Linked DNA regions of Homo sapiens: region 1 is linked to region 2. Evidence: chromatin loops called from intact Hi-C (ENCODE). Cell type or tissue: GM12878. All regions are shown on one strand. Links, peaks and the distances in the headings refer to the core of each region. The heading gives the core; the rest is flanking DNA. Region 1 overlaps ARHGAP6 (Rho GTPase activating protein 6). Region 2 overlaps ARHGAP6 (Rho GTPase activating protein 6).

Region 1 (16,083 bases), core at 4,797-12,796, 120 kb before region 2:
TTTTCTCCCTAGGGTTGCCAGGTAAAATACAGGCTGCTCAGGTGAATTTGAATTTCAGATAAATAATGAATAATATTGCCAGTATGAATCTGTCCCAAATATAGCATGGGACATACTTATGTTAAAAATTAGCCAGGTGATGTGGCTCACTCCTGTAATCCCAGCTACTTGGGAGGCTGAGGTGGGAGGATCACTTGAGCCCAGGAGTTCAAGGTTGCAGTGAGCTATGATCGCACCATTGTATCATAGCAACAGAGCAAGACTCCGACTCTTAAAAAAATACTCATTTTTTATGTAAAATTCAAATTTAGCTGGATGTCCTGTACCTTATTTACTAAATCTGGCAACCATACCTACCCACATCCATGCTAGGTAAACACCCTGTACTTTTCTTTCCTTGTACCTTTCCATTATTTGGGTGATTTCTTCATTTAATAATTGTCTCCCTCTTGAGAAACCAAGTTCCACGAGGGTGTTTTGACTTTCAGCATACTTTGTGCAAAAACATAGGTGAGGCTCAAGAAATATGTGTTGAATGAGTGCATACTACTTTATTAGCAGTGGGACTATAAGTACCACTAGAAGTCTCTCTGAGGCTGCTGGCCAAAGTTCTACTCTATAATAAGGGCTTTAGGATTTTGTCAGTAGAGGCAACTGCAAGGAGCTGGGGGCAAAGTGGGGGATTGACAGTCCCATAACTTCATCATTATTCTCATATTTAAATACACATGTCTGCCTGGGGGCACAATTGCCTCTGTGGAAATCCACAGCCCTAGATGGAAAATCAGATGGCTTGCCCTGTCATTAATTGGCACAATGGCTTTAGGAAGGTTCCTCAACCTTTAGAAGCCTCAGTTTCTTTCTACAAAATAGGAGTGAATCTCCTGACTCATGGGCACTCACAAGGATTGAGAACTCATGAGGTGAAAGTGTGTATTGGAAATAATTATGCTGTTTTTTTAAGAAGATACAAATGTACACTTTATGCCGCAGAAACAGTAGAGGCCCCTGAGATAAATTTCCCTGTCACCTGAGCAAATATCCCTTGTTTTAAAGACACGGAGACTGAGATGTGGAATCTTTCTTATTCAAGCACACCCTCAGTCACTGTTCAAAAGCTGTGCTGCCATGTCCATCCCAAGTGTCACTGGAAGGTCACATCCTGGAGAGTGTAGGGAAAGGAGTCCCCCTGCAAAGAGCCAATAACCGCCCTTATTTCTGAAGGGTCACAGAGTCACAAACCTCTAGATATTTCTTAGGAATTCCTCTCCCCTTCAGAATGAGGCTTTAATGACTCAACTTTCTCTACTGAATAATCAGTAGGGGTTCAAGAGTATATTAATAGATCAGGCTCAATTAAACAAACATTTCTGGAGTCCTACAAGGCTCTGTGCTTAGGGAAAACAGTGGAGAAAATAAAGATGATTAAGACACTATGTACTATGAAAAAATGCTCACCATCACTGGTCATTAGAGAAATGCAAATCAAAACCGCAATGAGATACCACCTCATGCCAGTTAGAATGGCAATCATTAAAAAGTCAGGAAATAACATGCTGGAGAGGATGTGGAGAAATAGGGACACTTTCACACTGTCGGTGGGACTGTAAACTAGTTCAACCATTGTGGAAGACAGTGTGGCGATTCCTCAAGGATCTAGAACTAGAAATACCATTTGACCCAGCCATCCCATTACTGGGTATATACCCAAAGGATTATAAATCATGCTGCTATAAAGACACATGCACACGTATGTTTATTGCGGCACTATTCACAATAGCAAAGACTTGGAACCAACCCAAATGTCCATCAATGATAGACTAGATAAAGAAATGTGGCACATATACACTATGGAATATTATGCAGCCATATAAAAGGATGAGTTCATGTCCTTTGCAGGGACATAGGTGAAGCTGGAATCCATCATTCTGAGCAAACTATCGCAAGAACAGAAAACCAAACACCACATGTTGTCACTCATAAGTGGGAGTTGAACAATGAGAACACATGGACAAAGGGAGGGGAACATCACATACCGGGGCCTGTCGTGGGGTGGGGGGCTAGGGGACGGATAACATTAGGAGAAATACCTAATGTAGGTGATAGGTTGATGGGTGCGGCAAACCACCATGGTACGTGTATACCTATGTAACAAAACTGCACGTTCTGCACATGTACCCTAGAACTTAAAGTATATATAAAAAAGGAGACTATGTACTGTCTTAGGAAGAAAAAGCCCCCACTCAGATAATGCTAATGTAAGAGCAAGACAAAGGCTGAAGAGAAGAAGCAAACGCTTCTGACTGAGAGTTGGGGAGAATCGTGGGAGACTTCAGGGAGGAGGGTCTTGTAGGTTGCATAGAATTGATGTAATCCCCGTTCAAGCTCTTCTGTGTTCTTTTTTTAACTTTTATTTTAGGTTCAGGGGTACATGTGCAGGTTTGCTATATAGGTAAACTCTTGTTATAGCGGTTTGTTGTACAGACTATTCCATCACCCAGGTAATAAGCATAGTACCTGCTAGTTATTTTTTTCTGCTCCTATACCCTCCATCCTCAAGTAGGCCCCAATGTCTGTTCTCTTCTTTGTCTCCATGAGTTCTCATCATTTGGCTCTCACTTATAAGTGAGAACATGTGGTATTTGGTTTTCTGTTACTGCATTAGTTTGCTAAGAATAATGGCCTCCAGCTTCATCCATGTCCCGGCAAAGGACATGACCTCATTCTTTTTGTGTCTGCATAGTATTCCATGGTGTATATGTACCACACTTTCTTTATCCAATATGTCATTGATGGGCATTTAGGTTGATTCCATGTCTTTGTTATTGTGACTAGTGCTGCAGTGAACATTCACGTGCATGGGTCTTTATGGTAGAATTATTTATATTCCTCTGGGTATATACACAGTAATAGGATTTCTGGGTTGAACGTTGGTTCTGTTTTTAGCTCTTGGAGGAATTGCCACACTGCTGTCCACAATGGTTGAACTAATTTACACTCCTGCCAATAGTGTATAAGCATTCCTTTTTCTCCACAACCTCACCAGCATCTTGGTATTTTTTGTCTTTTTAATAGTAGCCATTCTGACTGATGTGCGATGGTATCTCATTGTGGTTTTGATTTGCGTTTCTCTACTTATCAGTGATATTGAAGTTCTTCTGTGTTATAACACTCAATAATAGTATGAAACCTCAAGTTCACGAATCTGTGCCATTTACATGTTTGACTAACCCAAGCATAAAACAAGGGGAACACAACCTGCCTAGGCTGCCACAGAGAGCCAAACGGGAGCTCATAGGTGAAAGCGTAATGCACTATACTGGTGGGAGGTTGGTCTTATTTACTGGCTTGTCATCTGCCTAGTTTGGACTCTGTTGCGCCTTCCTTCATTATGTTGGTCTTTACGGGGAAAATTTCAGGGAAGCTCCCAAGTTTGCTCAAGAAAAGCCACCCAGACTTTACAGTCATTTTTTACTTTGAAAAAAACAAATCCAATCATCTTCCAGATGTTTTCATTTACCAGGTCTAAGGAGGAGAAGTACAAAAAGGAAGACATGCTAACTTTTGGGTTTACTCTTCCCATTAAAACTTCTCCAATGTGACATTGAAATATCTTTCTAGCATTGTTGGTGGCTGTTAACCATTTTTGTTCATTTTCTCCCCATGTGTTTACCTCCAGGAAAGGCATGAAACCACCATTGTCCATTCCCTGACTTTAACTGTGTGTCTCTTCAGTCTCAGTCTTCTGGCTCAGTAAGCCAGTGGGTGTGTATGTGTTTTCCTCATTCAGCTAAAGACCTGCTTATTTGCACTTAATGTGAGTAAAGATATAGTTGGGGTTTTAATCAATAATTTTCATTGCATCTTCTTTAATAGCTTTTTGGTGAACAAGTTTAGATATGAGGGTTTAAAAGGGTTCTACAATATTTATTTATATAGTTAAGAGACGGATTCTTAACGGGGGTAATTTTATCCACCAGAGGGCATTTGGCAAGATCTGGAGACATTTCTGACTGTTACAACTGGGGAGTGGTGTTGGTGACACTGCTGGCACCTGGGGGGAAGAGGTCAGGGATATTGCTAAACATGTTACAATGTGCAGCACAGCCTGACAACAACAAATTATCTAGTCTAAAATGTCAATAGTACAGAGGTGGAAAAACCCTAATTTAAGATATGTACTCTACCTGCTTTCCAAGGAAGCTTAACAAATTAAACATAATAACAAAAAGTAATTACAAATAAAAGTAGAACTGAAACAGAATAGAAGGAGCAGAAGCAAGGATGTCACTGGAGTCCTGAAATGACTTAATCATTAGGGTTGAATATTTGATTGAGTTCTGTATTTCCCAACAAATGAGAAAAAAAGAAACAGTTCTTGGGTAGCCCCCCCCCAAAAAAAATTGATACATAACTCCATCAGCCAAGACCACTTTTTTTTCCTGCCATTGATTTTAAAGAGAAATATATCTTGTAGGGCATTATATGTGGGACATTGTATAAGAAAATAGATAATTTTTCAACCACGGTTTTGCAAAAGACACAGATGTGTGTGTGCATGTGTTTGTGTGTGTGTATGTGTGTCTCTTTGTGTGTGTGTGTGTGTGTGCAAATGGATATTTCTGGTCTAAATTCTCTACTAAAACGGTAGCAGACAGTATAACATTAGGTTTTGTGAGATGAAATTCATTTCTTTGAGTTGCAGAACTAATACATTCTGGGTATTGTCTTTGCTTGTGATCAAATGAATAAAGAGTCGTGTCTCTGAAGATCCGAGAGAGAGAAAGAACGTTTCCATCGAACTTTGGGAATCTCTCCCTGGATTATCAAATGACTGCAACGAGTCTTTGGCAAGGGCTAAAGAGTAATCAATTCATGGTAGCATTTTCCAGTGATCATCCAAAGTGTTTGAAATCATTTGATAGTGTTTATTCCTAGTCTGCTGTGGATCAGTCTATTTGTTAGGCTTTGGGGACAAAAAGATTATTAAAATGTAGTCCCTGTTTTCAAGTAGCAGGAGTCTAACCCTGGCAAGAACATATATAAATAATCATGAATTAATACACACAGTCGAGGAATGTGCAGTGTGCCATGGGAACCCAATGGAAGAAGCGAAGTTTCACTGAGGAAACAGGAGATTTGAACTGTGTGGGTTATTGAAGAAGTCTTCACAAGTCTTATTTGTAAATACAGCTGATCCTTGAACAATGAGGGGTTAGGGGTTCCTACCCTCTCTGCAATATAAAATCTGCATATGGCTGGGCACGGTGGCTCACACCTGTAATCTCAGCACTTTGGGAGGCTGAGGTGGGTAGATTGCTTGAGGTCAGGCGTTCAACACCAGCCTGGCCAATATGGTGAAACCCCGTCTCTACTAAAAATGCAAAAATTAGCCAGACGTGGTGGCGCACGTCTGTAATCCCAGCTACTTGGGAGGCTGAGGCAAGAGAATCGCTTGCAATCTGGAGGTGAAGGTTGCAGTGAGTCAAGACTGCGTCACTGCACTCCAGCCTGGGTGACAGAGCAAGACTCCATCTGAAAAGAAAAGAAAAGAAAAAAAAGAAAATCTGCATATAACTTCTGACTCCCCAAAAACTTAACTACTAATAGCCTACTGTTGACCAGAGGCCTTGCAGATAACATAAACAGTTGATTAACATGTATTTTGTATGTTATATGAATTATACCCTGTATTCTTCCAATAAAGTAAGCTAGAGAAAAGAAAATGCTATTAAGAAAATCATAAGAATAAAATATATTTAGTATTCATTAAGTAGAAGCAGATCATCATAAAGGTTATCATCCTCATGTCTTCTTGTTGAGTGGGCTGAGGAAAAGGAGGTCGAGGAGGGGTTGGTCTTGCTGTCTCAGAGGTGGCAAAGGCAGGAGAAAATCAGCATATAAATTGACTTGCATATTTCAAATGCATGTTGTTAGAGTCAACTGTATTTTATAAATGTATGAAATGGGTGCAGAAAAGTATACAAATCATAATACACACCTCACTTTGTTTTCACAAAGTGGACTCACCCATGTGACTATCATCAGATCAAGAAATAAAGCATCATGAGAAATAGAACTCCAGAAACTTCTCAGGCCTCCTTTTCCAGGCATTATCTGCCCCTGTCTGCCAAAGGTAATCATTATCCCAACTTGTAACTCCATAGATTAATTTTGCATTTTATACAAATGTAATCACATGTTATATATTACTTTGTGTCTGGCTTTAACATTTTTGTGACGTTCAGATTGTCACATGTAGTTGTAATTAATGTACTTTTCATTGCCATGTAGTATTCCATTGTATGAATATACAACAGTTTATTCCATTGATGAACATATGAGTTATTTCCAGGTTTTGGCTATTGCAACTCATGCATTGTTGTACATGTTTTTAAATAAACACACTTGTGTATTGCATGTGTCTATACCTGGAAATGAAATTGCTGAGGCTTCATTTGTATATAAACACACACACATGTGCACACACACACACAGTTGATCTTTCAACAACACAAGTTTGAACTGTGTGGGTCCACTTGTATGTAGATTTTCTTCTGCCTCTGCCACCCTCGAGACAGCAAAACCCAACCCTCCTCTTCCTGCTCCTTCTCTACCTACTCAACATAAAGATGATGAGGATGAAGACCTTTATGACTATCCACTCCTACTTAATGAATAGTAAATATATTTTCTCTTCCTTATGATTTTCTTAATAATATTACTTTTTTCTAGCCTACTTTATTGTAAGAATACGGTATATAATACATGACATACAAACTAAGTGTTAATCGACTGTTTATGCTGTTGATAAGGCTTCTGGTCAATAGCAGGCCATTAAAAGTAAAGTTTTTGGGGAGTCAAAAAGTTATACACAGATTTTTGACTGCATGGGAGTTTGGCGCCCCTACTCCTCTCATGTTGTTCAAATGTCAGTTGTAATTTAGTTTTAGTTTTCCAACCTGCTTGTACAAATTTATTCTAACCAACAATGTATTAGAGCAGGAACTGGCAAACTATGGCTAGAAGACCTGTTTTGTTTTGTAAGATCACAGCTCACTGTAGCCTCAAACTCCTGGGTTCAAGTGATCCTCCTACCTCAGCCTCCCAAGTGGCTAGGACTACCGGTGTGCACCATCACACCCAGGTAATTCTGTAACTTTTTGCAGAGTTGGGATCTTGCTATGAGAGAAGGGTGGTCTCAATTTCCTGGTGTGAAGCAATCCTCCCTTCTCAGCTTCCCAAAGTGCTGGGATTACAGGGGTGAGTCACTGTGCCAGCTTGTAAGTAAAGTTTTATTGGAACATAATCTCAGTTTCTTTTTAATGTATTGTCTATGTCAGTTTTCCTGTGGCAAGGGCAGAGTTGAGTAGTTGTGAAAGCAACTGTATGGCCCACAAAGCCAAACATATTTACTATCTGGCCCTTTACAGAACTAATTTGCCAACCTCTATATTAGAGTTATGAGGGTTTCAAAACCTTGCCAACAACCACGCTGTTGACTGTTTCATGTCAGCTCTTCTAGTGTGTGTTCTGGTGGGTGTTTCATGAATCATGTTATGGCATTAATGTCCATGATCCTATTGAAATCTTCATATACATTATAAATAGAGCTTACAAGAGAGAGTTGTCATTATGGTTAAATGCTGAGCTCCACTTGAGATTCTATAACCTTCCCCCCCAAAAGACTTGATTTATTTTATATGATTTTTCTAAAGTGTATACTAGTAATTTCATTTTGAAAAAAAGGTTTCTCTTTGCTTCTTCTTTTTTTTTTTTTTTTTTTTTGACAGAGTCTGGCTCTGTTTCCCGGGGTACAGTGCAGTGGTGCCATCTCGGCTCGGCTAACTAAAACATTCACCTCCTAGGTTCAAGCAATTCTCCTGCCTTAGCCTCCTGAGTAGCTGGGATTTCAGGCATGCATCACCATGCTTGGGTAATTTTTGTATTTTTAGCAGAGACGGGGTTTCACCATGTTGGCCAGGCTGGTCTTGAACTCCTGACCTCAAGTGATCCACCCACCTCGGCCTCACAAAGTGCTGGGATTACAGCGTGAGTCACCGCACCTGGCCTTCTCTTTGCTTCCGAAACTTAAGTTGTGGGATTTAGTGAAAAATTATTAAAATGTACTTTGGAAAAGGGTATTTTATTCTCAGTGGAGTACAGCTTAGTAGGCAAGTCAATAAGGAGAGGGAACCCCCATGGATGAAGCAGGTAGATGACCAAGTGACTTGGGAAGTACCTTCCAAAGAAAGGAAGGGTCCATAAATATTTATTGATAGAATGAAAAGAAGAAACAGTGGTTCAGGTGGCTCAATGCCCTTTCAAGTACTTTCATTTTATAAAATCACAGAAAAGTTTCTACATGTGACTAAACAATTTTCTCCCTTCTTCAGATATCCTCCTAAAGACTCTGTTAGAAAATAGTATTACTCTTCCAGTAAGAAAATTATGCAAATAAAAAAACCCACGAGACCTAGGTATCTGAATCAGTCTTTGAGAAGAAAGCTGATGTGCACACTCATTAAACTGCAGAATATGGCTCAGTAAGTCTTTCTGTCTCAAGATTGTTTCCAGCTGAAGTCACACTTGGCAAATCTGAATGCCTCAGAATGTAAAGATGGCCCTTGTCCAGGGGCAGACCTCCATGCCGCTGCTTCCTCTTCCCATTTGCATCCAGCAGTGCCTGGGAGAGGCAAGGATCAGAGTCCCTTCAGGCAGTAAGGATGAAATAGATGAAAAATGAGAACATTAACACTGGGAACCAGAAGTCAGGGAACCTAGAGCCCAAGATAGCAAAAAGATGTGAGAAAACAGTCGTTATATAAACACCTAAAAGTTGGAGAAACCTTTGCTCTTTGGAGAGGAATTACTGCAAGAAGACTATTGAGAGGATCTTTAAGTCCTGGAGGCCCCAGAGGGGAATGGAGAGGGAGAATGAGGAGACACCATTTTGTTTAAGAAAGCAAAGGAGTGGAGAAATACAGGACTACTATTTTGAAGATAAACAAATTAATAGAAAAAAAGTCCTACAGTGTGTTTAGAAGGGGAAAAAAAACTGCTTGCCTGAAGTTGAGAAAACATTTCCATAAATGTAAACTTCACAAATATCTTCACATCAAGCACATGACTGACTAAAGATGAATGACTCCCAATTCCGCAATAAACATTAGGGTTCATCTACACACACAAGTCAGCTTGACTCAATGTATTAGAAGGAGAAAAGGTCAAGTCAATGAAACAACCAGTCCTTAGAGTGCCAAGTACCTGATTTGCCTGCATGTTTTCGTTTTCACTTGTTTTGGCATTCTTAGACATAGCCAGAAAATATTACAACAGAAACATCTCATTCCAGGATGTTATTTTAGTTAGTGGGACAGGGAAGGGGAGAAGTGCTTTCCTAGATATAACTTAGTTGATAGGTACCCTGGTTCTTAAAATCTGTATTGGAAGTTACCAGAGACCCTGACCAAATGCAGCATAGTATGTTCATGCCAAAATGCCTCCTCATAAATATGTACAATTATATGTCAAATAAGCAAAAGAAAAAATGAAATAAATTGCTTCCAGATATTGCTCTTTTACCAAATGGTTTCAAAACATGGACAGGATTATTGAGGTCACCTCTTCTACCTGTGTATAATTGTTTTATTTCAACAACAACAAAAAAGTATTTGAGAATTGGGACATTATTTTATTTTTTTTTAAATTCCCTTTGCCCACAGATGCTTCGATATACTCAAACTTTGGTTTACTTTTTACTATTTACTCTGTGAGGTAAATGTTACCCCACTTTGATTAAAATAAGACCAAAGTTCAGGAGGCTGAAATGAGTAGCCTAAGATCTTATGGTAGGGAGGGCACAGACAGGTTTTCCTACTCTGACACCCCCACTGGACTGAGCACATAGTGGGCCCTTTATCAATGTCTTTTGAAGGAGTGACTGACTGAATGCACAGATGGTGAGAGTGGAATGAGGTGGAGCTGAGTTTGTGATATAGATACTCCTCCTTCTTTAGTCATCTGGCAACAGGCACAGATAAATTTTTGGAGTTAACGAAAGTGAAAGAAAATGAGAGTATGTATGAAGTTCTCATCCATTGCATGTAAACATGAAAGCCTATAAATTGTACCACCTCTATGGAGAGCAATATAGTGGTGTCTATTAAGGTGGAAGATTCCAGGCTCTTGAATCATCAGCTTCACTTCTAAATACATACTCTAGGGAAATTCTCATATACGTGCATGAGACTGTTCATTGCAACATTATTTGTTATGGGAAAAAATCAGAAAGAACATACCCTTATGAGAATAGATAAATTAATTATGGGATAATATTTCAGTAAAAATAAGTGAAATGGGCCAATATGTGTCAACATGGATAAATCTCAAATTTTGGCAAAATATAATTTATATATTGAAATTCAATCAAATTCAAGCTTACAGCAACAATAATGATATGCTGACTTATATTCTAGTATCCTATTCTGATTGCAAGATAAAGAGGTGGCAGCCAATTGTGCACAACTTTGGGGATTATACCCGCATGGAAGAATGTCGTGTATGTGAGCATCATTGTTTGGTGTGTTAAAGTGAAAAAAGGAAGGTTGAGAACCATTACTCTAGAGTTTTGTTGTTCAAGTAGTGATCAATTAGGAAGAAAAATTTTCATGAACTCTGTCTTAGCTCAGGCTGCTATAACAAAATACCACGGACTGGGTGGCTTAAACAATGGGAATTTATTTCTCATAGTTCTGGAGACTGGAAAATCCAAAATCAAGGTGCTGACAGATTCAGTTCCTGGTGAGGCCTCTTTACCTGGATTGCAAATGGACCCTTTCTTATTGTGTCCTCACATGGCAGAGAGAGAGAGAGAGAGAGAGAGAGAGAGAAGGAGGGAGGGGGAAGGGGGTGGGAGGAGGGAGGCACACTCTGGTCTTTCTCTTCTCATAAGAGTACTAATCCCATCATGGGGTCCCACCTTCAAGACCTCATCTGGACCTAATTATCTTCCAAAGACCTTGCCTTCACATTCCATTACATTGGGGGTTAGGGCTTCAACATATGAATTTTAGGGGGATACATTCAGTCCATAACAGATTCCCAGTGTTGACTTACTCTAATTTTACTGAAATAGGGCTATAGTTATTTATGTAAGACTATGAATAAACTTCTTATGTTCAGAAATCTTATCTATATAATCCAACTAAGTTATTTGTATCACACAAACATGGCTGGATGTATTGCATTAGAAATTTATGTTTCTGATGATCTTACTTAAAATACAGGCTTCGTAGCATACAGTAAATTCACTTTGATGGCCCTCAGGGAACCACAAAAAGTTAAGTCCTCCTCCTCCACAGCAGTTGAAGCCAAAGCAGAAGAAAGAAGATCTGGTGATCACTAAACCAATAAAAGATGTATCCATAGCAGAGAAAATAAACAGAATTTCAAATATGGGCCCCAAAAGAAAGTCACCAAAATAGTCACCACAACTTGTAGGGCTGATGTGTGATACAGCTTCCCACTAAGCAGCTCTTTGGTGCTACAAAATAAGGGGCAGGAGGATTTATGTATTTTATGGATAATGATTCTCTGGGATATTCCTCTATTGCATTGAAACCACCTACTACTAAATCTATTAATCAAAACAAATACTTTATATGTAACAATCAGTAAGTTTCACAGTAGTAATATTAATTTAATTTGACAGATGATTTGGCTTTGTTAAAATCCAGTGATGGATGTATGGTTAAAAAAAATGAAGACTTGGGTCCAACTCCATGCTTTGATTTCAATAACACAAATGTAGAAAATGTCTGTCTGTATAAGAATGCTTTAAAATGTTACAAATAAGCACAATAATTCTTTTTTTTTCTAGTTCAAAATAATCTGAATACATTTAACTGAAATGAATCACTCTCAAATGTCAACTGTAATGAGGAACACTTGATAATTTTGTGAATGTCCCTCATTTATTTGAATATAAAGATAACACACAGCTTTTTTTAGAATCTTATAGTAGCAGATATATAAGATAATAAATTTTGTAATAAGCAGTAGCTCATTCTTGTGCTAATAAAATATTACAAGCACAAAAAGATAGGATATACACAAGAAATCTTCCTGTGTATCAGCTAGGCTACTTTTGGCTGCACTAACAGAGTACATGATTGAAAGTTGCTTAAATAGTAAGAACATTTTTTATCTCACATAAGCATGGCATTAGATATTACTGTGTAACAAATTATCACTAACTTAGTGGCTTAAGACAATACATATTTATTATCTCACAGTTTCTGTGGGTCAGGAGTTCAGACACAGTTTAGCTGATTTCTTTGCTTCAGAAGTTATATGAGGCTGCAGTTAAGGTGGCAGCCTGAGCTGGGGTCTTATCTGAAGGCTCAACTGGTGAAGGAAGGCCCTATTTACCAGCTTACCCTAGTTGTTTGCAGAATCTCCTTAAAGGCCATTTGACTAAGGGCCTCACCTTCTCATTGGCAGTTGGCTGGAGGCCACCCTCCTCCACTCCTTGCCTCATGGGTCTCTCCAATATGGCAGCTTACTTTATGAATGCATGCAAGCCAAGAAGGCAACAGCAGAATCAACTGTCAAGACAAAAGTTACAATTCTGGCAATGACGTCCCATCACCTTTGCCATATTCTATTTGTTAGAAGGTGCTATGGAGTCTATTTGTTACAGCACCTTTGCCATATTTGGGTAGACCAGCTCACGCTCAAAGGGAAGAGATTGGGTAGGGGCATAAATACCAGGAAGGGAAAGAGGAGAATCCTTAGGACCACCTTAGAGTCAGCATGCCACAGACATAAACCTGGAGCATGGTTCCAGGATTACCTCAGGGACTCAGTGACTACATTTACCCAGATACAGTTCATCTCTCTTCCCTGGCTCAGAGATGTCTCTCTCCATGTAGATAGGCTACAGCCTTACCAGGTGCTGTGTGAAAGAGCATACTCAGGTGAAGAAAAGAGGGAATTTCAATTTTTGTTATTTTGGAAAAAAACCTTTCCCAAAAGTCTCCTGGGAGAAGTCCCGTCAAGTCTCATTTATCAGGATTGGGTTGTGTGTCCATATCCACATTGCAAAGGAGTCTAGGGAAGTAAGGGCAAGGATATGGCATTTTTGCCCTCAGTAGGAGGTAAGTCTCTGCCAGAGAGAAAAGGAAAGGGGTGGGTGGGGGCAGAGGCTGGGAATGTTCCACCAACTACTAAAAGACAGACTTCTTTAAGGGCTACCTTGTGTTAACATGATAACTGAATTTTCTGCCTCTATTCTCCTTACTTGAGATGTTCATTCATATAGTGCGCTATGATGTCATTGGGTCTTTACTTGGCTCAAACATTATTGTACAGACAAATGCAAATATAGGTCCTGAGACTGCCTGAGGTTCTCTATTACTGATATGATTATTTTTGTTCCAATATTTCCTAAATATGTTAAGCTAGTTATAAAATTCTTATTCTTAAATCTCTTATCTGTAAATGTTTTTCTTTTTGTACTTCTTCAAACAAAAGTGACTGGCTCCTTAACTTCCAACCATCTAGAGTCATTTATTTAGATATGCAAAGGTAATCATGAAAATAAAAATAGATGGTAGAATGAGCCTTTGATCTACCCTGGCTTTTCTGCAAAACTCCCCAGATAAGTACACAAAGGGTGAGTTGTTTACAAAAATCTCTCTGTAATCAGAGCAGGACCTGTGACCTTCAGCACCTTAGACTATGAGGGTTCCAGACTTCCTTTCAGGTTCCTCAAAGCCTGGTGACCACCTCTCAGAGGTGAACTTACTTCCAGTCAACCTAGCTGACCACTAGGAGTATGTGTGAAATGACTCTGAAAGCATCTGCTCTTGCAGAACTTCTTTTCAGGAACCAAATCTCTACTCTTTTATCCTATAATTTGCTGTTGTTGATTTGGATTCAAGTGAATAAACTTACATTTATCCTTTTCAAATACAGTCTTATTTATTAGGTCCATTTGCCATGACCTTCTGAATCTTGCTTCTGTAATCTCTCTTAATTAATGTAAGGCTCCATGTTGTGTTGACCACAAGTTTTTATAGCATGTCCAGGCATGTTTACCAACTGAGCCAATGCTCAGTTACGTCCCAAAGGATCTGACCATTTTGTGTGGATTTTAAAAGAAAACATATTAGAAGGAATACACTGATTTTTATTTGTTCATTTAATGCAGTGGTTCTCAACCTGGGTTGGAGGGGAGGATTTGTCCTTCAGAGGACATCTGGCTATGCTGGAGATGTGTTTGTTGTCACAGTGGAGGAGGGAGGCATGTTACTTGTGTCTAGTGGGTAGATACCAGGGACACTGATAAATATTATCTAATGCACAGGATGCCACCATCCCTGTAACAGAAATGGTCCCAAACATCCATACTGCTGTGTTGAGGAGCCCAGTTTTCATTTCAGAAATGGAGCTGGGCATGGTGGCATGTGACTGTAGTGCCAGCTACTTGGGAGGCTGAGGTGGGAAGATCACTTGAGCCCAGGAATTTGAGGCTGCAGTGAGCTATGATCCTGCTATTATACTCCAGCCTGGGTGACAGAGCAAGACCCATCTCAAAAAAAAAAAAAAAAAGGCATTCTGTTTTGTATGGGAAATCTTACATAACCTTTTTCTGTCAGTTTGATAGGAATTTTTACGAAATATTTTGATGCTTGAATGTAGAGCCCAGGTCTTACTATATTTACGTGCGTCTTTGTTCTATTTCTCTGTTGAGCAACTCTTTTTGCTCTTACATCTGGACTCCACAGCTGAATCCTCTGCTTACTTGTCTGGGGCCCAGATACCCTCAGGAATCCGACCCTATTGTCCATACCCCAAACCACTGGCAGTTGGTAACACAAACACAGTCACACCAATGAATAGTAAGGTAAGGAAGTGTCAATGGACACCTACCACCACTCCTGCTGGCTTCTCAATGCTATTTTGGCCACCATGAATTGTGCCATCTCATTGTCCTATTGCTCTGCGTCACTCTCCACGCATTTAAAGTGCTGGTCAGGAGCATTCAGCTGGCTAAGCCTAGTTCCCATGATGCAGTCTGAGCTTTTGGGATGGGCTCTGGACCAGAGAATTCATGTGCATCACTCTTTGAATCTATTCAATAATTACTGCCCCTCATTGCCATGTTTGTTGATTCTCCAGAAATAACCACTTGTAACAGTTTGTTGAGTGTTTTTGCAAACATTTTCAGTGCATATACAGACACATACATAGTATGATATACTTTTTATATTATAATGTGCATATAAGTTAGGATTGCTTAAGCTGCTATAAAAGGCCTCCGTGATTCAGTGGCTTAAAAAAAATGAGATTTGTTTTTTCTCTGCATCGTGGCCCAACATGTATAGTCCAGGTTGATAGGAAGCTGTGCTCCAGGCAGTCAGCTGGGGACCCAAGATGACACTGGCTTTGCCATCTTCAACATAGTCCCTCAGGTCACTCTGGTGGTCACCATTTTGTCTAGTGGTAAGGAGTGAAACTGAGTATGAAGAAGACGTGCACCTTGACTTAAGAGACAAGGCTGGGAAAAAGCTTACTTACATGGCTATCCCTAACTGTTAATGGGGCCGAGAATTGAAGTGTAGCTGGGAGGCCATATGCCAAGCTACAATTCTATTGTATACAAGAAATGAAGAACAAATTTTGGTGGATAGCGACCTAATCATCTAGTTCATTCTTTCTCTCTCCTCTTTCTCTCTTAACATAAATAGGACTATAGTATACAAGCACATTTCATTACCTTCAACATTGTCCATGTTAGTATATATAAATATTCCTTTTTCCACAACTATATTAACTATATTATTCGTGACTCTTATGAGAATCGTGTATAACTTTCCCCTATCAGGTTTATCAAGTTGGTCTTTTGAGTACCTCTGTTTGTTTAGCTGTTCATTAAATGCTCAGCACGTATAGGACTTGGTCAGTAGATAGCAGTGCTCTTTGAATGGCTCACTAGGGTTTTCTTTTTAAGCCATTCTTTTCTAGTATAGAAATTTGCATTCTGATATAGAATGTTTGGTTTCTAATTATTTAAAA
Region 2 (16,083 bases), core at 4,834-12,833:
GTATTTCTAGTTCTAGATCCCTGAGGAATCACCACACTGTCTTCCACAATGGTTGAACTAGTTTACAGTCCCACCAACAGTGTAAAAGTGTTCCTATTTCTCCACAGCCTCTCCAGCACCTGTTGTTTCCTGACATTTGAATGATCGCCATTGTAACTGGTGTGAGATGGTATCTCACTGTGGTTTTGATTTGCATTTCTCTGATGGCCAGTGATGATGAGCATTTTGTCATGTGTGTATTGGCTGCATAAATGTCTTCTTTTGAGAAGTGCCTGTTCATATCCTTTGCCCACTTTTTGATGGGGTTGTTTGTTTTTTTCTTGTAAATTTGTTTGAGTTCATTGTAGATTCTGGATATTAGCCCTTTGTCAGATGAGTAGATTGCAAAAATTTTCTCCCATTTTGTAGGTTGCCTGTTCACTCTGATGGTAGTTTCTTTTGCTGTGCAGAAGCTCTTTAGTTTAATTAGATCCCATTTGTCAATTTTGGCTTTTGTTGCCATTGCTTTTGGTGTTTTAGACATGAAGTCCTTGCCCATGCCTATGTCCTGAATGGTATTGCCTACCTGGAGGCATCATGCTACCTGACTTCAAACTATACTACAAGGCTACAGTAACCAAAACAGCATGGTACTGGTACCAAAACAGAGATATAGACCAATGGAACAGAACAGAGCCCTCAGAAATAATACCACACATCTACAACCATCTGATCTTTGACAAACCTGACAAAAACAAGAAATGGGGAAAGTATTCCCTATTTAATAAATGGTGCTGGGAAAATTGGCTAGCCATATGTAGAAAGCTGAAACTGGTTTCCTTCCTTATACCTTATACAAAAATTAATTCAAGATGGATTAAAGACTTAAATGTTAGACCTAAAACCATAAAAACCCTAGAAGAAAAGCTAGGCAATACCATTCAGGACATAGGCATGTTTTGTGGCTTTTAATGAATACTCTTAATAATTTGTAAATCTTTCTCTAGAATAGACTTCTAGTTCCCATTAGAACTAGACTAGTGGTTAACATTACTGTTATCACAGATCAGAGACTGGGATGCATGATAAGTTTTCCTTGTCTTCCTTCAGCTCTAACCACACCGACTTTCTCATGTTTGGGGGTGATATTATTTCTCACTGTATTTGCATTGCAATTCTGAAAAATATCTTCCTATCCCACCTCTGTTTTGTTTTCCATGAAGTGAGCAAATTTACCAAGTGATTTGGAAGAAATTTATATAATTGTATAGCTTGAAAAGCCTTTTTTTCCCCTACAAATGTATTATTTAGGACATGTAAAATTTAGCAAACACAGATATTTTAAGCATAATTTACTAAATATTGATGATAACGCATGCTCAGAAGTCTTCATTTAGAGGACTCTCAATTTGTCTGAGTGTAAACTCAATTCCAACAATCAAAATAATTTGATATCTGGTTTTTGCTTTAGCAACTTCACTTGGTTGGCCAATGTTTTAATTCTCCAGTCCTTGATCTCTCATTGTGGTAAACCCACAGGATAATTTTATTAGTGCTTTGATTTTCTGTAAGAGGCTTTTTTGTTTTTCTTTAATTCAGCATATAATTGGTGCATGTTTAAACTTATTTGTGTTTCGGTTGAAAGGCAGTTATTAGTAGAGAGTATCAATAGAGAGTTATTATAGAGAGTATTAGTTATTATTTGCAGAAATGTTAACCTTACTATCTAGAGCAGGATCTTTCTGCCTCAGCACATTGATATTTTGGACTGGATAATTCTTTACTTTAAGGGATTTGTCATGCGTTGTAGAGTGTTTAGCAGTGTCCCTGGTCGATCCCCGGTAGATTCCAATAACAAGCTGCCAATCATGACAATAAAAAATGTCTGAAATATTGCCAAATGTCCCCTAAGGGTGCAAAACTGCCCCCAGTTGAGAATCACTGATCAGTAGAGATGAAAACAGAAAAAGAATCTGTAGGCATTTTGTGACCTAAATAAGACATTCTTATCTCCGTGTTGCTAGCTTTTATTTTGTGGCTGAGTGAATTGTTTTCAGTGTGAAGACCAATGGTACACTGGATTTCTATTTAAAGATGGTTTCAAATATGTAAAATAATTGATAGTTTACAAGCCACCCAAACATATTTCCCCACTTCCTTTTCTGAGTTTAGTTGAGAAAATTTTATATGTAGAAAGCTGAAACTGGATCCTTTCCTTACACCTTATACAAAAATCAATTCAAGATGGGTTAAAGACTTAAACGTTAGACCTAAAACCATAAAAACCCTAGAAGAAAACCTAGGCATTACCATTCAGGACATAGGCATGGGCAAGGACTTCATGTCTAAAACACCAAAAGCAATGGCAACAAAAGCCAAAATTGACAAATGGGATCTAATTAAACTAAAGAGCTTCTGCACAGCAAGAGAAAATACCATCAGAGTGAACAGGCAACCTACAAAACGGGAGAAAATTTTTGCAATCTACTCATCTGACAAAGGGCTAATATCCAGAATCTACAATGAACACAAACAAATTTACAAGAAAAAAACAAACAACCCCATCAACAAGTGGGTGAAGGATATGAACAGACACTTCTCAAAAGAAGACATTTATGCAGCCAAAAGACACATGAAAAAATGCTCATCATCACTGGCCATCAGAGAAATGCAAATCAAAACCACAATGAGATACCATCTCACACCAGTTAGAACGGTGATCATTAAAAAGTCAGGAAACAACAGGTGCTGGAGAGGCTGTGGAGAAATAGGAACACTTTTACACTGTTGGTGGGACTGTAAACTAGTTCAACCATTGTGGAAGTCAGTGTGTTGATTCCTCAGGGATCTAGAACTTGAAATACCATTTGACCCAGCCATTGCATTACTGGGTATATACCCAAAGGATTATAAATCATGCTGTTATAAAGACACATGCACACGTATGTTTATTGCAGCACTATTCACAATAGCAAAGACTTGGAACCAACCCAAATGTCCAACAATGATAGACTGGATTAAGAAAATGTGGCACATATACACCATGAAATACTATGCAGCCATAAAAAACAATGAGTTCATGTCCTTTGTAGGGACATGGATGAAGCTGGAAACCATCATTCTGAGCAAACTATCGCAAGGACAAAAAACCAAACACCGCATGTTCTCACTCATAGGTGGGAATTGAACAATAAGAACACATGGACACAGGAAGGGGAACATCACACACCGGGGCCTGTTGTGGGGTGGGGGAAGCGGGGAGGGATAGCATTAGGAGATATACCTAATGTTAAATGACTAGTTAATGGGGGCAGCACACCAACATGGCACATGTATACATATGTAACAAACTTGCACGTTGCGCACATGTACTCTAAAACTTAAAGGATAATAAAAAAATTTCTTCCTTTCTTCCTTCTGAATTTTAAAGCTCCTTAAGTCAAGTGAAAAATCTAGTCATTTACCTGCGAAGTTCAAATAAGGAAATGACTTTGGCTACAATTATTGGAGTGCTTCAGGTGCAAGTGGCTGTTTGGGCCTGATAATTTAGAGATATGGGACCTCACATTTACTCTCTCTGCATGCAAAGCAGTGGGTCTCAGCCCTAGCTGCAAATTGAGATCACCTGGGAGCTTTAGAAACTTCATACCCAATCCCCAAGCCCCAGAGATTCCAGCTCAGTGGTCGAGGGTGGTGCATAGGTATTTTGTAGAGCTCCCCAGGTAATTCTAGAGTGCAGTCAGGGTTGACACCCACTGATGTAGGTAGATAGGGCTTTGCTGCCTTTCTCCTTCATTGATCACTTTCCCACATTTCCCTGTAGCCTGCTTTCTTCCTGTCTGCAACATCCTGGTCAAACTCTTCTGCCTATCCCTTGTTATTATTTTTAACCAAATGATTTTTTCCAAGTGTTTTTCCTTTGTTCAGACTTGGACTTGGCGTGGAAACTGCTGGATCAGTCTACTTAATCCATGACCTTCTTTCAGCTGCTGCCTTCCTTTCAACTGCTGCCTTTATTTCAACTGTTAACCTCAGTCCACCTTAAAAAATATATATGGTTTTTAAGCGGGTATTTCTTCCTTTGCCAGCAAATCATTATACGCAGTTCCTGTCTATGTTTACCACCATCACTTGCCTCTATTTCTTTTTCCTTACTGCTATTTATAGTTTAATTTTCTTTCTTTTCTTTGTGCTCTTTTTTATTCATGTTTCCATCCTTAGATGACATGCTCACGTTTTGTGAATTAGGTGTGTTTCAAGATGCTGGGAAAGTAAGTTTTCTGTGCTTTATAACTTCAGACCCGTGTATTTGGTTTGTGTCTTATTTAAAAATGTATGTTCTTATGGCCCTGTTTGCCCCACCTAAGCGTTTAAATGTGACACCTCATGTCTGTTGGGCTCCCAGGTTCCTATTATGGCCGGTGGATCTGGGCCAGGCAAACCATCCTAGGCCTCAGGCATCTCGTCACGTCTAGATTCACCTCTCCCCTTCCCACAAGACAGGCTCACCTGCCTTCCAGCCCTGTAGCTGCTGGCCTCTCCCTGAACTCCGTGGTCTCTAGCAACCTTTGGACTTCTAAGTAATATTGCAAAGATCTTTATCCTTGGCTTGCTTGAGAGCATTTCTGCTAAGCCCTACCAGCAACTTTCATCTTGTTTCCTCAGTTAGTTCTTCTAAAATAAATCATAAATTGCCCCATTGCTAAAACTTACGTCACATTCTTTCAATTCTAGTATCTGAGTCATTGCAAAAAGGCATCTCAGGTTCGTTCCAGAGATTTGGCAGGGGAGCTTCCCACAACTCAGCAAAGTGTTTGGCCCCTTTGGGCCTTTTCACTGAGACTTGAGGCTAGATTTGCTGTGCCTGCTCTGTCCTTTCCCTTCTAATTTCTCAGGAATTGTCTTTGCTGTCTTCTTGTGTTCTCTGAGATCACACTTCCACAGCTGTTCCAGAAACATCACACCACTTGTATTTTTTTAAAGCCTTAGCTTTTGCTTGTGGGTTCACTTGTACAAGAATATTAACGTTGACTCTCACTTTGTGTAATACTAGTATATCAAGCTAGTCTTTTAAAAACACCTTTTTTAAGCCTTTAAGCCCAATTTATATATCTCATTTTTTTATCATTTTTGCATTAATGTTTAAAAACAAAACAAAACACAACACCTTTCTTTTGATCCCTTAAATACCAGCTAGTGAGACTTTCAAATCTAGCACTTAATTTTTTACTGAGCATCTAAATATTCCTTACAAAATTTAAACTTCTAGATTTAACTCATCAGATTTCCTCAAACACTTAAACAGAGATTGCAAACTTAAATCATTAAGTCCCAAGTATTTTAGTTAAAATCATAAGTTCGATATGTCAGATTCTCCAAAACAATTCAAACACCTCAAAGAACAAATAAAACTTGCATATCCTAACATGTTGATTCCAGAAGTTATTTTTACACTCAACTCAATTGTATTAATACCAAAGTTTGATTAATTTCTTCATTTGCCCCATGTATTTTATCAATATTACTACTAGTACCTGATTAGTATTAATACTGGTAGCAGCATTATCATTAGTATTCATAATAGTGTTAATGCTAGAGCTATCATCATTATTAGTACCAGCACCAGCACTATTAGCATAGAATTAGCCTTGGTCTTAGAATTATATTAGTATTAGTATACTTCTCAGAGTTGCAAGGTTACTGACCCAAATAAGGAAAACAGAAATGATAGATACAGTTATTGGTTGAGAATGTGACTTCAAATTTATAAATTGGGGGTTTTCAGTCAGAGATTTTGGACCAAGACACCAAGAACTAGGGTTTGCCATTCTGATTCCTCAATCCCACTGGGCCTTTATTGTGCTATAGTCATTTATACAGTAGTAAGAATTTCTAAGCTTCAACCTTTTCTTGTAGTCTGGTGAATCATGGTCATTTATACTTAATTTTCTTACAGTGTTTTCTTATGTAATTTTTATTGAAAATTTCTGTGACAACTTTTTATTGCCTGATTGGAGAGGGTGACCAATCATCCTTGTTTTTCCAGGACTGGAGGGTTTGCTGGGACATGGGAACTTTTCAGCGCTAAAACCAGGAAAGTGTCCAGGATGACTGGTTATCCTAGATTCTAGGCCAGTGGTTCTCCACCCCCACTAGAATGGTCTGGGGAACTTTTCAAACATACCAGGCCCCAAGCCCCACCTCCAGAGATTCTGATTTAATTTGTCTGGGGATAGTGCCCAGTCATTGATATTTTTTAAATTTTCTCAAGTGATTTTCCTGTGTAGCCAAGGTTGAGAACCATCATTCTGCATTCTCTACCCAATTTGAAACACCCTATGCAACATTGTATTGTCTACTTTGACCTCCTGGAACTTAGCAAAACTTGAATTTGACAAGCATGTGTTTGGGTTCATCAATGTGAAGTATTTCCAGTAAATATTCCTGGGGGAAGTCATGCACATCTTTCTTGAGCAGATTATGTTATTTGTTGTTTTTGAGTATATGTGTTCTCATGACTTTTCACAGAGTTTTTTGTTGTTGATTAAACTGTCATGCTTTCATTAGTGACAACTGCATTAAGCTGGTCCATTTGTCCAGTTAGCACCACCCTTGAAAGTATTCAAGCTTCTTGGTAACAACAAAGTGTTCCAGACTCATCCTGGTTTTTCCTGCCACAAGACATGGAATCAACTACTTTTCAAGGATCCCTGTGTCTTTCACTTTTTAGTTGAAAGTTTTAGAGACCAAAATCTTGGCTACCCGGGGGCACATCGTGTTGTTTTACAAGAGCATTCATAGTAGGTAGATCTTGGATCCATGATCTTATCTGAAATTGAAATTCTTAATTCTCTCACATGGTTTTTGTGCATCCCCATTGTCCATCCTGTAGATACTTTTTTATCCTTATTCTTTTTTTCTATAAATCAATATGGTGTTCTTTGTGTTTTTTTCAAGCATTAAAATTCTGTCACTCTTTTATTTACTTTCCTTTCAAATTTCAACTGAGAATCAGGAAAACTGTGTGTATAGACTTCATTTATTTTCTAGTTTATTCTGAGAGGCAAGGGGAAGCACCCTGTTGTCTTTTCCAGGCACAAACTCTATTTCCTTTTATAGTTTGATAATTTCTTCGTTCTCCAGTACTCATATTTTCTGAAGAGTCATCACTCCTTAGCTTATTTCTTCATAAGTTATAGCCAACTGAGTTTTATACATGAAGTGGAAAGTGGATTTTCCTCTGAAATGAGAGGAAGTAGGTATTTTGTTGCCTTTTAAAAAGAGGTAGAAATGTACGAGCAGGTCACCCTCTCAGTCCTCATATGGGCTGATAATTTGTACCTGAGACTATAGATTTAGGATATGGGGCAGAAATTGAGTCAGAACAGTACAGCCACCAATGGCAGAGACCACAGGCCAAGGCTCAAAAATAAAACCCACATAAATGTTATTTTAGTGAGTTTTGCCCTCATCCTGGGTTGTTTTGTAGGGAAAGTGATGGGAGAGAGAAGGGGGCATATCTTAAGAAGGCAGTCCCTTTTGCAGTGTTTTCTGACTTAATCTTAGACCTAACTCTTAATTTTAGAATTCACTCTGAGAAGATATTAGGCAAACTCTTACTATCAAAGGATTTCCCTCATTTGGGATCCTGAGTTTCGTCAAGTCACTTCAGATCAGCAATAAAATCCCCTTGAGAGTTTCCAGATTTTTCTCCACAATGAACCATGAAGCATGCTGTTTATTTGTGGAACTCCCACTCCTGGTTCTTCAGAACTCCTTCATTTGCCGATCTAAAGATAGCAAAAAAGGCTCTTAAAAATACACGCCTTATTGATTTTGGAATGTTCTGGTAAATGCCAATCTGATTGATGTCATTTATGTAGGGAAGGCTTTGGCTTAAGCCCCAAAGTGATTTTAGCCAAGAGGAAGTAACGTATCTAATAAATAATGTGGAGTTTGTGTATTCATCCACCAAATAATAATTATCATCACTAAAAATGTGACTAGAGATGCCACATCCACTTCTCCATTGAGGTAAATTTCTAACAGACAAAGCCAAGTGAAATTTGATGTCCGTATAAGCTGCTTTGACCTCGTTGTTTCTGACTTTCATTACAGATGAATTTTCATTTGTAATTTTGTTGTTGTTTTTTGGTTTCCTTGGTACTTTGATTTGTTTGGGCAAAAACTCAGTGAATCTGTAGTGATTTAGGAGACAGTTTAATCAACACAAGTGCCCATGTTTCAGACTCAGACATGCAGGTGATATTTATTCTGGGTAATTTTGGGGGATCTACACCTTTTGTTTATTCTAAGATGACGAAGCTGCATTATTATTTTATATGTAACATGCACTCATTGTAAAAAAGTTGCAACGATAGACAAAATTATAAAGAGTGGATTGTAATAAGAAAAAATTCTGAGTACATGGCAGGATCCATATACTATGTGTATTCTTGCCTTATTTTATTGGGACAACAATGAAAATAGGCCAATAGTTTATCACATGAAGAGCCAGCCTTCACAAATACAGCTCTGTGGAATTGTATCTGAGCATAAAAACACTCTTTATTTAATTATTATTAATATAACAATTACCAATAACCTTTATATCTATCTATTTACTTATTTATCTTTTCCTGTGGTGGGGGGTTCAAAGGTTTCTGGGAGTGATCAGGATGCCCAAACTTCCTCTAACTTTAAAATTTTAATAAGTAAATGAAGAAAGCTCCATGTTTTCCTCCTAGAGTTTAATTAGCTACTAATATAAGTTGCTTAGCCCAGGATCTATCCTATGGTGGTAGGTGTTCATTATGTTTAGCTAAAATTTCCATCACCATTATCATCTTTGTCATCATTACTGCCATCACTACCACAACCAACAACATTACAATCACCACCACTGTCATCATCACCATTGTCATCATCCTTTAATACTAGGCTTGAGGAAGCTAAAGGGAGCCAAATGTACATTTATGTCTTATGTAACATTAATGTTACTTGTCTTATTCCTAATGCCTCATCTTAAATGTAAAGAAAGTAAGAAGACCCAGAGATAGTTAACTTTGTCGTCTCTTGACTCCCAGGATCAAAAATAGTTGTTGCTGCAGTGTTTGGAATAAAAAAGCTTAAAAGACCTTGTATACAAAAGTGGTTCGTACTGCCTTCTCTCGTGAATTCATGCCAGCAGATATTTTTATTCTGGTAGGAAGTAACTAAAAGCTTTGTTCAACCCTGGTCTGCCAGCCTCTGTAACGCACGTCTGACAAATATGTGTGACTCTGTGAGAAAGTTTGGTTCTCCCCCTGGTGGCAAAAGGAAAAACTAACACTAGTGCTCCTTATGGGAGTGTATTGATAGGGTACGAGATATGTAAATACAGCTTTACCCTTTTCACCAGTGTTGCCTGAGATTTTTATCTCAGCCCCCTTGGTTACTTTTGTTCTTTGGACAACAACTGGTTTATATCTTCTATGGTCGTTGGGATGAAAGGGATTTGACAAACTGACAAAGCATTTTGCTTCAGAAACCACTTGAAAAACACATCTATGTTTCAAATAAAGATTATTTCAGGATCATAAAAATATGCTCGGTGTATTAGCCATGGAACTAGATTTTAAGCTTCATGATCATAGAGATAGATATTGGGTTTATTTTATTGTTATTGCCTCTGAACTGAGAAAAGACTCTAGAATTCTAAATATAACGCACACACTTGAACTAAGTAGACGGAAACTTACCCTTCTAGGTAGGTAACTCTGCTTACCTTCCAAACAGAGTTTGGATGATATTGCCTCATAGAAAGATTTTTTGATACAATACTCAGGAACCGCTATGGACTGCTGCTTTGGGGCCAGGCCCCATGCCACTTGATTAAATACATCCTCACTTAACCTGTCCCTACAACAACTCTGTGAGGGAGGCATACTCATACCGAAGCTTTAGCCATGTGGACACTGCTCCCCTGAACCACATGCGTAGTCAAATGGTTAGGGCAGATTTCAGCTCATGTCTCTTTTATTCAGAACCCATCCTTTAAGCCAGTAGTTCTCAATGGGGGTGATTTGACTCCCAGAGGACACTTGGCAATGTCTGGAAACATTTTTGGTTGTCATACCTGGAGAGGTGCTACTAGTCGGTAGAGGCCAAGGATGCTCCTCAACATCCTGTAATGCACAGTGCAGCCCCCACAACAGAGAATTACTTGGTCCAGATGTCAGTAGTGCCAAAGCTGAGAAACTGTACTCCTAACCAGTGCTACTCAAAATGTATTCCACGGAACAGCAGCATCTGCAACACGTGGGAGCTTGTTAGAAATGCAGAATCACGAGCCCTGTCCCAGACCCAGTGAACCAGAAACTCCATGGTTGGAGCTCAGGAACGTGTGTTTCTACAAGCCCCCAAGTTCTTCTTGCACACTCAAGGGAGAGAAGCTCTGCTCTAAAACAACAGATCATTCTGTGTCTATTGAGCTAGACACAATCGTATGGTTTCCTCACCACTTTCAGTGTTCCGTTGTCGCATAGAAGTATCTCCTCAAGCATCTAAAAGGGGAAAGTCTGGCGTACACTAGGAACAAATGTGACTCATGGGGAAATCAGTGCAATTACAAATCCAGGAACCACACCCAGCTGAAAATCTAGGAAGGTTCTTTTTCTCTTATTTTCTCTACTTAAGAAGGGAAGTCTCGGAGACTTAGTCTAGGTTCAAAAGATGTCAACATATACACAGGCTTGGTTTGGGGTTTGATTATCTAAAATTAAACCTTAAATTGAATTAGGTAAAACCCATTTTGGAGAGCCACAGAATTCTAAATTAGAAATTACATTGAGTTTCGTATTTACTGGCCCAAATAAGTAATCTTCTCTATTTGTGCATTTTTCTAATCACAAATTGTCTTCTGAGAGCCAGTGAAATAATTATTTTTATATGGGTCTCTCTTCAATAATTGCTCATCACTTGGTATTTTATGTGATTTTTGTGGGGCATACATTATAGGCAAGGATGTATTGTAAAGGATAAAAATGTCAGATAAAACATCTGTGTTTAGGTAGTTTGTACGTCACTGTCCTCCATCCCACCTCATAGATTCCTACTGCTTGGCTATAACTAAGAGTAGAATTTAAGGCTGACACAGGAAACCAGGCAATCAAGTTCATTAAGTACCTTAATCAACTCTGGCCAGAGGATGATCTCAGAGCTCCCCTATCTCAAGAAGAAATTTCATGAGAAAGCTTTGGGGTTACTTCCAGATTAAAGATTATGTTCTGGACAGTTCAAGCCCTAAACAACAGACACATGAATAAGTGGAGCCATTTCTATCATACTTTTTCAGGGACTGAAGATATAAATATTGCTATTTGTTATTAAAGGATTTTGTTTGTTAAACCTGATGATACTTATTTTTATGTGAGTTCATAGTATTCCAGCTCTTCAAAACCTAATTTGTTTGTAGATCCCTCATTGTCATCTTTGAAAGGTTCCAGTAGTTTCTGGAATACTTTCTTTTCCTATGCCAAATACAACAGTGACCAAGAAATCCATCTGAAGGATTTGGATAGTGTGGTAGCATGTATTGATGGACCCAGTGTTCCACTCATCCCTGTATACATGCTCTTTAGGTAACATGACAGTGCCCTCTAACTCTGACTCTGGAGTCAGCCTTTTGACTGGCTTTGGCCAATAGGGACATGGAGAAGTGATAGCATACCTGTTGTAATCCTAGACCTCAAGAGACCTTTCTTGTTCACACTTGTCCACTTGTGCTTCTGCCATGGCCATGAGAAGGACATGTCTGAGCCGGATTGCTGGAGAGGAATGAGAGACATGTGGCGTAGAGCTGCATAGCTAAGCAACTCCACCCAAGCCCAGCCTAGAGCACAGCCCCCTGCAGATGCATGAGCTAGTCCATTCAGGATCAACCACTCTCCAGCTTCCGAGTAGGTTATTACACAGCAATAGCTGACTGATACACATGAGTAGAGAAGAAAAGAATTTTCCAAGTAAAGATAATAGTATTGATAAAACCGTGAAGAGAAGGGTCTATCAACATGTTGGATCACGAGAAAGTTGGCTTGAGTGAAGTAGAACACGCTTATTGAGAAATAATCAAAAATAAAACTGGATAGAGAGTGCTGACTCAAATTATAGAGGAGTTTAAAAGCCAGCCAAAAGAATCATAGTATTGTGTGAAAGTGCCATAGAAATAATCTGGTGCCAGGTCTTCAACTAAGACAAAGTGATTAGTGGCCAAACAATAATGGTACCCAAGTCTTAAGTGTTTGTAAGTGATGCAATAGGAAGAGATAATGGAATGATGGAACAGGGATTTTAGGAAGGTAAATACAACCATGAGTTAGAAGGAATGGTTTGGCTGTCCCTAGACATATTACCTGTGAGACTTTTGTAGTATTATGGAACTGGAGTCATGAAGCTCTGAAGCAGAGGATGGTCTTCGGGAATGGAAAGGATAGTTATGGAAGAATTTTTGAGAAAGAAAAAATATTCCAGTTATCTATTGATGAAACCCATGTTTCTCTCCTGATCACACTTGATATTTAATGAGAGAGTTCTTATTAAAAGTAACCATGTCCATGAAGGATCTTATTGGGATGAAGAAAGTGTTCTAAAACTGGTTTATGGTGATGGTAGCACCACTTGGTAAATTTTCTAAATGTCATTGAATTGCATGCTTGAAATTGTTGAATTTTATGATATGTGAAATATATATCAATAAAGCTGTTAAACAAAGAAACAATGAAAATCCCCACCAGTTATGTTCCATAGTCCCTGGAGGGGGCTGTTTTCATTTGAATACCCAAACTCATCCTGTCAAGTACAGGTAGCATCCTCCTCTTCTTTCTCAGATGACACTATACGCAGCGAACCATTGGGGTGCCCACATGTGCCACACAGCCTAGAGCCACCACTGTGTCCATGCCAGTGGTACTCCATGTAGATGCAGGGAAGAGCCCTTCTTCCCCATCCTGGCCCAGACTGTCAGTGAGTAACAATGACGTGCTGCTTGTATCCATCATGAAAACAGTCCCTTTCATCTTGGCCAGAAACCCTCTTTTCCTAGATCTGAGATCTATGTCCTGTGTTTGGGCCCACAGATCAGTTCCTTGGCTCCACTTCTCAACTGTCCCTTCCAGTTGCCATCCTTCTTACTTTTTCTGTCCTGGACCTATCTCTCTCACTGTCGTAAACCCTCAGCCTCATTTGAATGTTGGCAACGAATGAATGGTAGCAAATTCTACTACTAAAATCCCGCTCACGAGGGGACTAATCAAAGGTGACATTGAAATAAGTCTTCTGGATTTTAAGCACAATATGGGGCAAATGAGGAAATTGATATAATCTTTTTAAAAAATTTAATAGCATTATTGAGCTCTGATTCACATACCATACAATTAACTGATTTAAAGTGTACAACTCAACGGCTTTTAGTACATTCCTCTAGTTGTGCATCCATTACCACAATAAATTTTAAAATATTTTCATCACTCCAAAGGAAACTCCATACCCATTAGCAGTCACACCCTATTTTCCCCATCACCCACCAGCCCTTGCAAACACTAATCTGCTTTCTGCCTCTATAGATTTGCCTATTCTAGGCATTTCATAGGAATGAAATCATACAAGATGTGGTCCTTTGTGACTGGCTTCTTTCATTTAGCATCACGTTTCTGTGTTCTTGATTCAATTAAATTAACACAAAACTTTGGGATCCATTTTGTGCCAAGCACTATGCTGGGCACTGGTTGGAAAAAGAGCTTACCTTTCTGGGAAAGCAGAACAACAAGGAAACAATGAATCCCATTCCATTTAACAGAGGGATTGATCATTTGGAGTGTGCAAGTTGAAGCATGAGGTATGGGACTCACACTGGAAGAATTTTGCTCTGCAGGCCATCAAAGCACCAGAGTATTGAACCAGGCAAATTACTTTAATTGTGCTCTTGAGTTTATTAGATGTGAATGTCTTGCTGGCAATCATGGTTTTACTATGGAAGCAAACTGAGGTCTTGGAGAGCTCATTCTGTCCTTAATTGTAACATTTAGTACCAAGACCTTGGACATGGTACCTCTCTGGGCCCCCCTTGTCTCATCAGGAGGGGTAGAATTGATGGTCTTTGCTTATATTCCACAGGTCTTAGAATGATCAGACCTGACAATATATGGGAAAGGGCTTTGTATGCTGTAAAATGACAACCAAGCATGATTTTAACAATTGTGCTGCACAAAATAAGCATTTTGCTGTAATAATTTGTGATCTCATAAGCATTAGTCTTCTATTGATGCAATAATAAATGACCACAAACTTAGTGTCTTAAAATACTACAAAAGTATTATATTCTAGTTCTGTAGACTAGAATTCTGACACAGATCTCACTAGGCTAAAATCAAGGTGTCAGCAGGGTTCCTTTGGGAGGCTCCAGGGGCAGATCCCTGCCTTTTGAGCTCCTATTAATAGAAGCTGCCCTCATTCATTGGCTTTTGTGCCCTTCTTCCATCTTGAAAGTCAACAGTGTTGCATCTCCCTGTGCCTTTGTGCTTTTCTTCCATTTCCCTTTGACAGACTCCAACTGGAAGAGTCTCACTTTTAAAGGTTCATGGGATTAGATTGGTTTTACCTGGATAATCCAGGATAATTTCTCCTTCTCAAGGTCTATACACTTAATCATATCTGCAGTGTTCCTATTACCATGTCAGTCAAAATATTCACAGGTTCCAGGGATGGGTGTGTGGACATCTTTGGGAGGCCATCTTTCTGCCAATAGATGAGTTTCTGTTATTTCTCTCCTTATCGCATCTCACTGTGTTTGTATGTGCACATGATCATCTTGTTATTTTCTCTCTTCTGTATTTACAGTCTTTTTTCATTTTCTCTTTTCATGCTGTATCACTGTTTATCCTTTTTTACTATTTCTTTCCCTTGCTACACATTTCTTTTTTCCCTTATTGTTACTATCCTTTACTGCTTCTTAGTATTTTCTTTGTATTTCTTATTCATTTGGCTATTTATGGATATTTTGAACTTCCTTTATCTTCCTGGCTTTTTCTAATTTAATTTTCTTATCACCTTCCTTTGAGCCCTCTTGGTCTCTATTTTTACACAACATTGAGTCAATCTCTTTTTCTGTCCTTCTTAGCTTCCTCTTCTAACCCTTGCTCTCATGCAGAATTCTTATCTTCATTTACACACATTGTTTAACTTTTGTAGCTCCTTCAGCCCTGACTGTGCAGTTTATATCTTGACAAATGGGAGGCGGGAAAGCAGACATAGCAGGGAGAAGCCATTGGTACTGAGAATCACAATCCACATCTACATAAAAATGCCCCATGTTCTGCAGCCAAACTTGAACCTTTTGGAGCTCCTGCTAAAATCTCTTAAGGAAATCTCAAAGACAACAGTTACATGATTACTGATTACACATGCGTAAATATAGAGGTATGTTTAATAAGAAAGATCAGAATAGAATTTGGAGTGATCTAAATTACCTAGGATAGATGAAGTTCTTTTTGGTGTAAATTTTCTTACAATTACAGCAACAACAACAACAAGCCCTTCAAATATAAATGTTTCATGTCATTGCTTTTTCAACTTATATTTATTTTGTATGATTCTAATAAAGTAAGCATTTGATCAGTTGCAGAACTTTCATGTATGGACATTGCAGAGAATGATGTTGCTGATAATGAAATGGCATAATGTGTGTAAAACTCAGGTTCTTAGTCTTTTTAAGCCCCAGAACAAATCTGTTCAGAATAAGATCTAAGTTATACATTTGCTCTCCAGAGGAATGTATATGAAGAAAATTTTGTATCTGCTTTCTGGAGGTTTCATTCATAAATTCATTCTATAAGTATTTACTAAGCATATATAAAGTGAACAAAAACAGAGATACTGTTCTAGGCATTAGGAATACATCAGTGAATAAAATACAATACTTTCTTTTAAAGAGATTATGCTGTAGAATAGGGAGACTGACAAGCCAATAAGTATATAATATGCCAGGTGGTAATACAGAAGATAAGGGGATAGAATGATGGAGGGGAGTCAGTAGGATGGTAGGGAAGCTTTCTCAAAAGGTGACAATCA

What was found. Hi-C counts contacts between places; a loop is a spot of excess contacts. Peaks named below come from ENCODE experiments on the same cell type or tissue, not always from the same donor. Only the 100,000 strongest peaks of a DNase experiment are listed, where the experiment ranks them.
Region 1: it touches region 2 in a loop (2.6-fold over the local background); 6 of 110 quality-filtered maps call a loop at or near these places.

The regions. Positions count from the first base shown.
Region 1 is chrX:11,492,369-11,508,451 of GRCh38, reverse strand. All of the region lies in intron 1 of ARHGAP6 (Rho GTPase activating protein 6), which reads left to right. Among named protein-coding and RNA genes, the nearest start is that of ARHGAP6, 170 kb to the left of the region's middle. In GM12878, for the core only: no CTCF peak of the experiment used is centred there; a DNase peak (open chromatin) is centred at 9,247.
Region 2 is chrX:11,374,854-11,390,936 of GRCh38, reverse strand. All of the region lies in intron 1 of ARHGAP6 (Rho GTPase activating protein 6), which reads left to right. Among named protein-coding and RNA genes, the nearest start is that of MIR548AX, 64 kb to the right of the region's middle. In GM12878, for the core only: a CTCF peak has its summit at 9,284 (motif pointing left); a DNase peak (open chromatin) is centred at 9,246.